Linked DNA regions of Homo sapiens: regions 1 and 3 are each linked to region 2. The links are chromatin contacts, found by Hi-C or POLR2A ChIA-PET in ENCODE. All regions are on one chromosome and are shown on one strand. The core of a region is the stretch at or near the end of the contact, and the rest is flanking DNA. Distances in the headings are between cores, read along the strand shown.

What was found. Hi-C counts contacts between places; a loop is a spot of excess contacts on that map. ChIA-PET counts read pairs that join two places held with the same protein, here RNA polymerase II (POLR2A). Pooled maps may share reads with other maps.
Region 1: a map of CD8-positive, alpha-beta T cell shows a loop between it and region 2 (7-fold over the local background). The contact joins the promoter of TTBK2 here to the promoter of OIP5 in region 2. A Hi-C loop is called at or near these places in 1 of 168 maps with a recorded cell type or tissue (CD8-positive, alpha-beta T cell) and 7 of 50 pooled maps. POLR2A ChIA-PET finds 5 or more read pairs at or near these places in 1 of 52 experiments (GM12878).
Region 3: a loop to region 2 is called in a pooled map, with 11 times the contacts of the local background. The contact joins the promoter of BUB1B here to the promoter of OIP5 in region 2. A Hi-C loop is called at or near these places in 6 of 50 pooled maps. POLR2A ChIA-PET finds 5 or more read pairs at or near these places in 2 of 52 experiments (activated CD4-positive, alpha-beta T cell and activated CD4-positive, alpha-beta memory T cell).

The regions. Positions count from the first base shown.
Region 1 is chr15:42,918,933-42,922,443 of GRCh38, forward strand. TTBK2 (tau tubulin kinase 2) reads right to left here and starts at 1,846. Exons shown (of 15, transcript NM_173500.4): 1 at 1,506-1,846. RefSeq lists enhancers at 1,164-1,664, 1,665-2,165, 2,368-2,467 and a silencer at 1,438-1,847.
Region 2 is chr15:41,330,718-41,334,515 of GRCh38, forward strand. OIP5 (Opa interacting protein 5) reads right to left here and starts at 1,874. Exons shown (of 5, transcript NM_007280.2): 1 at 1,523-1,874; 2 at 1,198-1,264. The coding sequence starts at 1,844. It overlaps NUSAP1 (nucleolar and spindle associated protein 1), which reads left to right and starts at 2,164. Exons shown (of 11, transcript NM_016359.5): 1 at 2,164-2,333. The coding sequence starts at 2,241. RefSeq lists an enhancer at 1,628-1,887.
Region 3 is chr15:40,159,518-40,162,791 of GRCh38, forward strand. BUB1B (BUB1 mitotic checkpoint serine/threonine kinase B) reads left to right here and starts at 1,552. Exons shown (of 23, transcript NM_001211.6): 1 at 1,552-1,738. The coding sequence starts at 1,704. RefSeq lists enhancers at 1,686-1,785, 1,806-1,935, 1,943-2,707.

The DNA of each region.
Region 1 (3,511 bases), core at 596-3,095, 1.6 Mb after region 2:
GCATCAACTTGATATTATATATTAAATTAATGAAGTTATGGACTTTAATTTCTTCTGTGTCTAAAACTGGAAGAGGGAAGAAAGCATTTCCTAACATTCTATCATAAAAGAAAAATGTTAAGAGAAACTTTCCTTTAAAACCATGCTTCATATGTCCCCTTCGGTGTCTTGATAAAATGTTATCATACAGGAAAACATAAGCTTCTAAATCAAAGATTTCCTTCAATGTTTTCAATTTGCATAGATCACAATATAACACACACATTATTTGAAACATTTTTTGACTTCAGACAAATGCCTCAAGATTAATCATATTAAGCTATATTTGTCATCATTACTGCTTCTTTATTTAAAAAAAAAAAGGAAATAAAGCAAGCAATACATAGCATTCAATTCCCTTGATAAGTTAAAATCATTTCCCCCTTCTATCCCCAAATGAACTTTATTCTATTCCATTTAGCCAAAGGTACACAGCCAACACATCTTTGTGTTATACTGTGGCAAATCAGGGTTTAGATACCAATGCAACTATTATCAATGGCTCAGAACCAAACATTGTTAACAAAACACACTGAGTGGATCCTCCCTCTGCGTGTGTGTCTACATGTGCCCATTCATAACATGACCCTCCTACACACACAGAAACTCAATTTCTACTGAATTACAAAACATCTTCACATTATTAGAAGTGTATAATAAAACTGTCCTCTTTAATGTTCAAAGAAAGAATAATTTCTAAAGCGATGAGAGAGAAGAGTTAATACCAGGATTGCTGCTACCCATCAACTTTAATTCAAAGCAAAGTACAACTCAATGTCATTTTTACCTCTACTGTAGCCTCGACGGATACAAAATTAACTTCGCTGTAGAATAAAGTATCCTGGCATCCCAATGGATTATTTACTTCTCCGATTTGACAGAACATATACGTGAGTCTTTTGTCCCTCCCACAGCATCCCAGGGTGTCAACATCATCTCTGCCACAGCAAATGACGAGCAAATCCCTCAGATCATTACTTCAGCACCCTAAGTACAAGAAAGTCGCGGCCTTCACTGTCGTTACAACACAGCAAACAGATTCAGTAGTCCCATGTTCCTTTCCATGATAGTTGGGGAGGCGGGGTGGGAAATAAGCGCTCAGATTTCCTAGGAATCCTTCGTGTTCGGTGCTGGTACCAGAAGTGGCATGGGTACAAGTGATATGTGGGTCACCCACAGAGAGAGACGCAGAACGAAGCTTCGTGACCCTCCAAGTTCAGTGAAGACACCCAAAGCCTGGGGCAAAACGAGGCGGCAGCCTTCGGGGAAATCGGGCAGAACCAGAACGATCTCCGAGATGGAGAGTGACGGGGTCTGGCACGAGCCCCGGGCTTGCAGCGAACTGAAAGTCCCCGGTACCCCTCCCCTCCTCAGCAGGCTCGGTCACTCGGCGAGGGGTGCGGCCGGAGGAGGGGGTCGAGACTGGGGGAGGGCGGCGCCCTGGGGGGTCGGGGGGTGTGTCCTACCTGGGCCGTGGCGGACGCAGGGGTTTCTGGAGGAGGGCTCTGGTCCAGCTCAGGACCGGGACCGGCGGGGGTTAACCCTCGGCAGGCGGGACCGCCACTGCCTGCCCATCCCCCACCGCCGACTGCGGCGGGACCCGAGCGCGGCTTCCAGGGCCGGCCGGCTGGGTAGTCCCCTGGGGTACCGTCCGCGTTTACTGGCGGCGGCGGCGGCGGCTGCTGCTGCTGTTACTGCTGCTGCCGGCTCCCCCAAGCCGCTGCTCTTGTGCCAGCACCTGCTCCCCCTCCTGCCGCCGCCGCCGCCTCGTCCCCACCGCTCCCATCGCCGCTGCGGCGACTACTGCAGAGCCCGCTGACCCGACCCGACGTTATTCTCCCCCCTCGTAACCCGACACAGCCTAGCCCACCTGCCCTGCCAGCGCGCACGCCCACCTCTCCGCTACAGGTGCTGATTGGAGAGTGCGTTCCGAACTCGCAGCGTCGGTTGGCTAGTCCCATTGCCTATCACGAAGGGGGCGGAGAGTCGGGCAGAAACCGTCTCCGCCCCCCACCGGAGAATTGCCGCTATCTTCAGGTTTGCCTGAGAGGGCGAGTTACCGGGAAAGGAGCATCACAATGGCAGCGCGCATGCGCCTAGGAATTCTGGGCCTCGTAGTTCCAGCCATAGCCGCAACTCCCCGCCTGTCCCGAGGAGAGAAGTAGGGCTTCCGAGACAAGTAGTTTGCGCACATAGGTGTTCTCCTAGCGTGACAGTTAAATTGGTTATAGAGGGATGGTTGGGACCCCATGGTTGGGCTTTTCGGAATAAAATCGGAAATGCTTTGTCACGATACGAAATTACACACTGAGGCAGTCGCGATGAAGGGCCCAAATCGTGAGGCCCTGCAAGCCTTAAGGATCCATCCTCTTCCTCAGCATCAGCGCTGACAGCATCCCGCAAATTGGCGCCGTCCCCAGAACCGCCTAACGTGAAGCTAATCATCTTTGGGGGACTGGGGAAGGGCCTTAGGTGTGACGAGGAAAGGAGATGGGCACTTCCATAAACGAATGTCAACTTGGAGACCGGAGTGTCCTTACGGTTTCACAACCCAAGAACAAGATTTCATTCCCTTTGTGAAACACCACCAGCTAAAGACTCAATGGCCAGCCCCGGTGCACACCAGTATGCGATGCTGAGCAAGTGTATGCGGGAGGTGCTCAAAGACTTTCAAAGAAAAGCGAGGAGGGCGGAGCAAGGACGCTGTGCAGGATGCGTTTCTATTTAGTGTTGTGTCAGTCGCTTTGGCGAAGGAAAACCTTAAGATTAAGCACCTCTCCCATCTTTGCCCACCAGTGTACAGTAGAGAAAACACATGAAAAACGCTAAACAGCTTTCCTAAGGCTATAAACTAATCAGTGGCAAAACCAAAACTCAGGTCTCTCATACGCCCCACATCTAATGTCCTTTCTACTTAAGAATCACAATGATCCCCAGGGTTCTGCCATGAATGGAAAGAATGTAATGAATTATGAACTTCATTTTTACTTTAAATCCTTTTCTTCACTCAAGTGACATTGTCATTAAAGCTGATTAAGAATATAGAAAGGTAAATGACTAATCCTATATTCAATCTTGGAACTGTTCCTATAGAATCTGTTTCTTCTTGCTCAGGAAGTGCCACAGCCTCTTGCCATTCTTTTTAAAAACAGCAGGCATCTCTACTCTCTGTCATGTCCAGATCCTTGGATTGAAAGCAGGACAAAATGTACATTAAAGGCAAGTGATGATGCAGCTCATCTTGTTCTATGCAAACATAAAGATGTTGCCAAATTGTTTTTTATTTCTACTGATTAAAACCACACGTTACTTTTTCTATTACTATGTCTAATAGAGTACTTCATTCATTTCAGAGTATTGACCAATCACATAATTTGAATAAGAAAACATTAGGGTTTCTGTAAATATTTTTCTTTAAAATTAAAGAAGTTTATAGGGGCCAGGCACAGTGGCTAATGCCTGCAATCCCAGC
Region 2 (3,798 bases), core at 624-3,123:
TAAATGATTAATTTTTCTGTACTAAGTCTTTGAAATCCAGTGTGTATTCTGTGTTCACAGCATATCTCAATGCAGATTTAATAATATATAATAGCTACATATGACTAGTGATTACAGTATAGGACAGCACGGGTCTAGATTCATTAGCCTCCTCTCCAAGAGCACATTCAGGAACCTTCTGCCTCTGGCCCCAGAATACACCCAATTCCAAGCAGGCAATTGCTCCTTCTTGCTTTGTCCCCTTTGGGTGGGAAGGGGACTCCTATAGCGATAGGGAGTGTCTTTTATTCAGGAAAAAGAAAGGGAGCTGTGGGTCTAACTCCGTTTTTGAAGTTTGTCCAAGCTGCAGAAATCTTCCTGGTTACTGGACAAAGCAACTAAGAATTCCTATATTTTAACCGTAACGTTGAATCAAACTGGTCAGAATGAAATGAATTGTCTCAATGTTAAAGCCAAAACTCAAAATTGAGGAGCCTTGCAATACCAAATTCACTGACTACTTTATTGTCACTTGTAAATCATAGTACAGGCAGGTCGCAAAGTTTACCAGGCAGTATTCAAGTACATAACATTCTAGTTGTGTTTTTCTCCAGTTTCTGGGGTTACTGAAGAATTAGCCCTGGCATAGCTTATTACAAACTAACCATAATCGCAAACTTAAAAGTTCTAATATCAAGCGTGGGCAACATACTAAGGCCTCTACAAAAAATTTAAAAATTAGCCGGGAGTGGTGCTGTGTGCCTGTAGTCCCAGCTACTCCGGAGGGTGAGGTTGGGAGGATAGCTTGAGCCAGGAAGGTAGGGGCTGTAGTGAGCTATGAGCGCACCAGTGCACTCCAGCCTGGGCGAGAGCAAGACCCTGTATCAAAAAGTTCTAATATCTAAAAGGATTGTAGTTTATAGTATGTTATTCTCACTGTAAACCAAAAGGTTATTTTTTTCTTTTGTCCACTACTAGATACATCTTTCTTAGCCTCACTTCACTTGTACAAGCCACCTGGGAGAAGTGGCCCTCAGGAAGATCCTAAAACCAATACACAAATACAACTTTTTCATTTCATTAATACATCAAGTTCATATAAGAGTCAAACAGGTAAAAGCAGCATCCCAAACTGTTTTCTCCTCGTACATGTCAGTTCCACGATCCTCAGTCTCATAAAGTCAGGGACTAGAGACCAATGTAATTATCAATACGTACCTGCCTTTGAGTGAACCTTCAATGCCAACTAGGAAGGGCGCTTCCAAAACGACGTTATTTGTAACTCCTAGGAAGACAAACACGGGTCAGAACCCATACTCTGCGGGCCTTGAAATGGAAAATCTCTCCTCTAGACAGACTCATCCTGGCCGTAAATATCAGGAGACTCCCCGATTCCCTGCCCCATCCCCAGGCCAAGGAGTTATTTGCTTCCAACTTTTCATCCCGTTTTCTTCCCCAGGTGGTTCTCCGCCACCCGGTGGAGAAAGCGGGAACACCCTCTCGGGCTAGCCTCTGCCTTTCCCGAACGCTTCACTGCACTCACTGGAGAAGACCACGGCCCCGAGGGACCGCGACAGGTCCCAGGCGAGGTGCACCGAGTCGGCGAGCACTGCGTGACACTGTGCGCACTGGAACACAGCGCACCTCTCAGGCTGCAGCCAAGACGGCAGCTGCGGGCCGGCGGCTGGCTCCTCAGCCCCCAGCCCTGCGGGGCCGAGCGGCGAGGACCCCTTCACCACCTGCGTATCCCACTCCATGGAGGTCGTAAAAGAAGCTTGGTCAATCGCCCTCTCAGTGCCACCACAAAAGTCCCCCCGGGGCGGCGTTGCACAACGTGAGCGATGCCGCAGCGGCTGAGCCGCCATCTTCCCGCAGCCGGCGCCTTCCTTTCGAATACACGCCAGGCCCCGCCCCAAGCACAGCTCCTGCGTCCTCATTGGACATCATGGGCAATCCAAGCACTGGAGTCCGAGTCCGCGCACTCGTTACCTGAACAGGCGTTACAGGCCCTTTGGCGCCTGCGTATTCGTGAAGTGTGAAAAAAGCGCGCCTCTGTTGGGACGGGAAATCAGCCTTTCTATTGGTCAGGGTTAGAAACCCCGCCTTTGAGGCATTTTCAACCAATGGAAGCGCGGCATTCTTCATTTAAACTGTCTATAAATTTCTGCCTAGTCAAAGTTAAGAGTGGCGCCAGGGATTTGAACCGCGCTGACGAAGTTTGGTGATCCATCTTCCGAGTATCGCCGGGATTTCGAATCGCGATGATCATCCCCTCTCTAGAGGAGCTGGACTCCCTCAAGTACAGTGACCTGCAGAACTTAGCCAAGAGTCTGGGTCTCCGGGCCAACCTGAGGGTACGGCGCTGGCGGTGCGGGTCCCTGGGCGGGCGCGGCGGGAATAGCGGCCTCGGGGAGATGCGGTGCGAAGGGACCGAGAGGGAAGCCCGGGACTGAGGCAGCTCTCCCTGCCCCTCGGGCAGTAGATGTGGTTCACGGTAGTCCCAGTTAGAACTCTGATAAACGGAAGAGGAACTGTAGTTTTCACCTCATTTTGAAGCTGGCTTGTCTGGGTGCTCACATGATAAGCTCTATTCCGAGGGATGGTTTATTGTTTTTTGTTTTGTTTTGTTTTGAAATTACTGTATACCTCTCAGGGCGTCGATTACGAAACTCAGGCCCAGAAAGCACAAGGGGTGTCGTTAATCGTTAGACAATTAAGTAAATAATTGGCTCAGCTTCTGGAAAACCCCAAACAGACTCCAGTGATTTGTAATATTGCCGATAATCTCTTGATACTTTATTGATGGACCTGTCAGAAAAAAAAAATCGACTTTTAGGGGAGCACCTCCTTGGGTAAATTTTTATTGATGACTGTTGGGTTGATGGTCTCTATCAAAACCAGTAAGGTCTTTGACTCCGAGGCTACAAGATGTTTGGAGAGTTGGCCCGGCGCTGTGGCTCACGCCTGTAATCCCAGCACTTTGGGAGGTCGAGGCAGGCGGATCACCTGAGGTCAGGAGTTCGAGACCAGCCTGGCCCTTAAAAAATTAGCCGGGCGTGGTGGCACACGCCTGTGATCCAAGCTTTTTGCCTGTGATCCCAGCTACTTGGGAGGCTGAGGCAGAAGAATCGCTTGAACCTGGGAAGCCGAGGTGGCAGTGAGCCAAGATCGCACCACTGCACTCCAACTTCGGTGACAGAGAGAGACTCAGTCTCAAACAAAACAAAAACAAACAAAAAACCCAAGATGTTAGAAGAAGATTTGGGGATTTAATGTAGGATAGCGGTTTTATATATTTTGTTAATAGTTGAGACTTCCCACATAATACTGCTATATACTCTGGAGGTTTCTCCTGCAGGCTGTGATACTGACAGTGAGTAAATGCTTAAATCAATCGTCACAATTTTTTTTTTATTTGTTTGTTTGTTTGTTTTTTCTTTGAGACGGAGTCTTGCTCTGTCGCCCAGGCTGGAGTGCAGTGGCGCCATCTCGGCTCACCGCAACCTCCGCCTCCTGGGTTCAAGCGATTCTCCTGCCTCAGCCTCCTGAGTAGCTGGGATTACAGGCGCGTGTCACCACGCCTGGCTAATTTTTGTATTTTTAGTAGAGATGGGGTTTCACCATGTTGGTCAGGCTGGTCTCGAACTCCTGACTTCCTGATCCGCCCGCCTCAGCCCCCAAAGTACTGGGATTACAGGCGTGAGCCACCCCACCCGACCTAAATTGTTTAAACAAAATAATCAGGGCCTAAGTGCCTGTTGGGGCTGAATGACCAAAGGGTTTTCCTTGGGGATATTTCTGGGCTGTAGTGGTTAGTGG
Region 3 (3,274 bases), core at 302-2,801, 1.2 Mb before region 2:
TGAGAGAATCCCACGCACCACACCTCATATGATCCAGGAAAGCTTCCTGGATGTGGAGGACTTTGATGTAAAGAGTAACCAAAATTTCCTATGAGGAATCACCCCTTCCCCTCTCTCAGTCCCAAGGTGAAACACATGACTTGGTTCTGAACAATCAAAGCCCTGAATCCACTATCCCCAGTGACTGTTTGGGAGGAAGGGGTTAAGCAGGGTGACTCCTAAGTCTGAATTTGAACCTGTAAGGATAAAGTCGTGAATCTGTTACCCAATGGAGAATGACAATAAGCCAACAACAAGAGTAGAGGCGAGAAATGGAGAGAGGCCCAGTCCACATGAGTCCTGGGTTAAGCTTTATCTGAAGTCTTTTATATATAAAAGACAGTAAATTCCCTTTTCTGAGTAGGCCGATTTAAGTTGGATTTCTACTTCTTTGGAATCAAGAGTCCTGATGATTCAGAGGAAAGAAGGACTTATATAACATGAACAAAGACAGAAAGCTGGGAACTAAGAACCAGAGGGTAGTGGACAGTATCCTCAGCATCTGCCTCTGGGAAGTGCCACCTCTCTGACCATCCCCACAGTCATAAAGGAGAACTCCCCTGTACCTGGGCTTTCTTAAATGACCCTGTTCCTTCCTCAAGGTGGCTAATGCCTGTAATCGCAGCTACTGCGGAGGCTGAGGTGGGAGGATCACTTGACCCCGGGAGTTGGAGGCTGGAATGCAGTAGCCCCATGATGGGGCTACTGCACTCCAGCCTGGGCAACAGAGCAAGAAGAAGACCCTGTCTCTAAAACAAAACCAACCAACCAAACAAACAAAAAGACTCTACTCCCCTGGTCACATCTGAGCTATCACAATTTCTTCCTCAGAAAATTGAAATTGCAACAAACAGTTTAATGTCAGTCAAGGCTAGTCCCCTGAAGGGGAAAAGAGGTAACACCTTGGGAACCATAGCATGGCTGTGTTTACTGCTTGTGGACTGAGCAGAAGAGAAAGCAAGACAGTATCATCACTTTATAGATGAGGAAAACTGATGGTCAGAAAGATTATGTAGCTTGCCTAAGGTTGCACATTTGGTATGATTTTACAGAACTAGAATCCAGCTTTTTGAATTCAAGGGTGGGGCAGGAAACAGCTAGGTCAGTGGCCTAAGAACTCCGGACGGGTGAGATTTGGGGCAGACAGCAGGGGTAGTCACCCTACAAGAGTCACGCCAAGTGCAAGCACTCAGAGACATCTCCCAACACTCAAAACAGCAAAGAAGTTCTGGTGCTTTAAGTGTTCCTCGCTCGGCTCAGAGACTCGGCTTCGAGCCGCGACTCAAGACAGCACCTGGGGGTATTTGTTTTGCCTAAGCCTGCTGCACTTCCACGGCCATTGAATCCCAAAAACTACAATTCCCATTATGCACCGCGAGTTCGCGGACTAAACAGGCATAAACTACAAGCCCCAGAATGCCTTGGGCGAGACGCGAGAGCACGGAGGAGCGGAGGGGCGTGGCCACGTCGACCGCGCGGGACCGTTAAATTTGAAACTTGGCGGCTAGGGGTGTGGGCTTGAGGTGGCCGGTTTGTTAGGGAGTCGTGTACGTGCCTTGGTCGCTTCTGTAGCTCCGAGGGCAGGTTGCGGAAGAAAGCCCAGGCGGTCTGTGGCCCAGAGGAAAGGCCTGCAGCAGGACGAGGACCTGAGCCAGGAATGCAGGATGGCGGCGGTGAAGAAGGAAGGGGGTGCTCTGAGGTAGGTACGGGAGAAAGCTGCTGGGGGCTGGGCCTGAGAGGACACGGCCTGGTAGGTAATAGAAGGCTCCGCTCGGAGCAGTCGAGGGGGAGATCGGCACCGTCAGAACAGACCCCACCGGAGCCTCCTTCCTTTTGGAGTAGAATGCCGGAGGTGGAGGTGAAAACGCAGTGGACTGAGGGCACGTGCGAATCCTGCCGCATCCAGCTTCAAAGCGAAGAAGGCTGCGGGACCCCAGCGGAACAAAGAGTTTGGAAGTTGCAATGTTGTCTGTTTGTAACTCAGCTCAGCCACCTGCTAGTTGTTTGACCTTGGGCAAATCGTTTGTATGGAAAATGCTGATGTTAATGCTGCCTTACGTGGTTCTGGGGGAATTCAAAGTATTTGTTAAGTAACTGCTTCCAAATAAGCGCTCAACAAATGGCAGGTGCTATGCCAATAGCACAGAGATCTGAAAGCCTTTAGCCAATATCATAGAGATCTAAATTATGCCAATAACATAGAGATCTAAAAGCCTTTTTCTGCATGTTTGCGGCTTTTCCTTGTATTAAAAAAACTATATTGCAGTTCTAGGTTGGAAATCTGTATGTGTTTTCACTGTGGTGCCCGCAATACCTAGATAAGTGCTATGTCATGGGCTCTTTCATTCATGTAACAAGTATTTTTTTGGCTAAGCTCTGAGTGCAGCAAATATACAGACACAAAAATCTCAACCCTCATGAAGCTTAAGTTCTGGCATGGGATGAAGGTGGGGGAGTCAGACAATAAAGACAAACTGTTAGGTGGAGATGTGGTCAGTACTAAAAAAAATAATAAAGCAACTGGGTGTAGTGAATATTGGGGGTGGGGATTGGTGCAATTTAACTTGAACACTGGAGTCTCACTGAGGAGATGTCACTTTGGTCAAGACTTGAAGGAATCTCAAAAGCTAGAGGTTCTATATCTGAGGAGAGTACAAAGGCTGAGGGTGAGAGCTAGGGGAGGAAGTTGCACCTGGCATGTCCAAGGCCATTGTCACTGGAGCAGAATTAACTAGAAGAGTAAAAGGATATTATGTAAAAATGGTGAAGATGCAGATTGTAAGGACTTAGCTTTTACTCTAGTTGTAATCAAAAGTCATTGGAAGGTTTTGAGCAAAGGAAAGACATAATCTGACTTGGGTTTAAATGGGGTCACTTTGGCTGTAGTGTTGAATACACTAAAGGCAGCAAAGGATGGAAGCAAGGGACACCAGTTAAGAGGTTATTGAAATAATTCAGCTCAAAAGTGAGTTGAGCCAGGTGGAAAACAGTGGAGATGATGATAAGTGGTTGATTTCTGTATATATTTTGAAGGTAGAACCAGTAGGACTTGCTGACTGACTGAGGGGTATGAGAAGGGCATCAAAGTTGGCACTAAGATTTTTGGCTTGGGTAACTGAAGAATGGGATTGCCATTTATTTGAGAAAGAGGAAGACTGTGGGAGGAGCAGGTCTGGGAGGAAGTGGGGGCAGTCTTAGCTCAATTTGGGATATTTAACTGAGATAGTGTAATTCA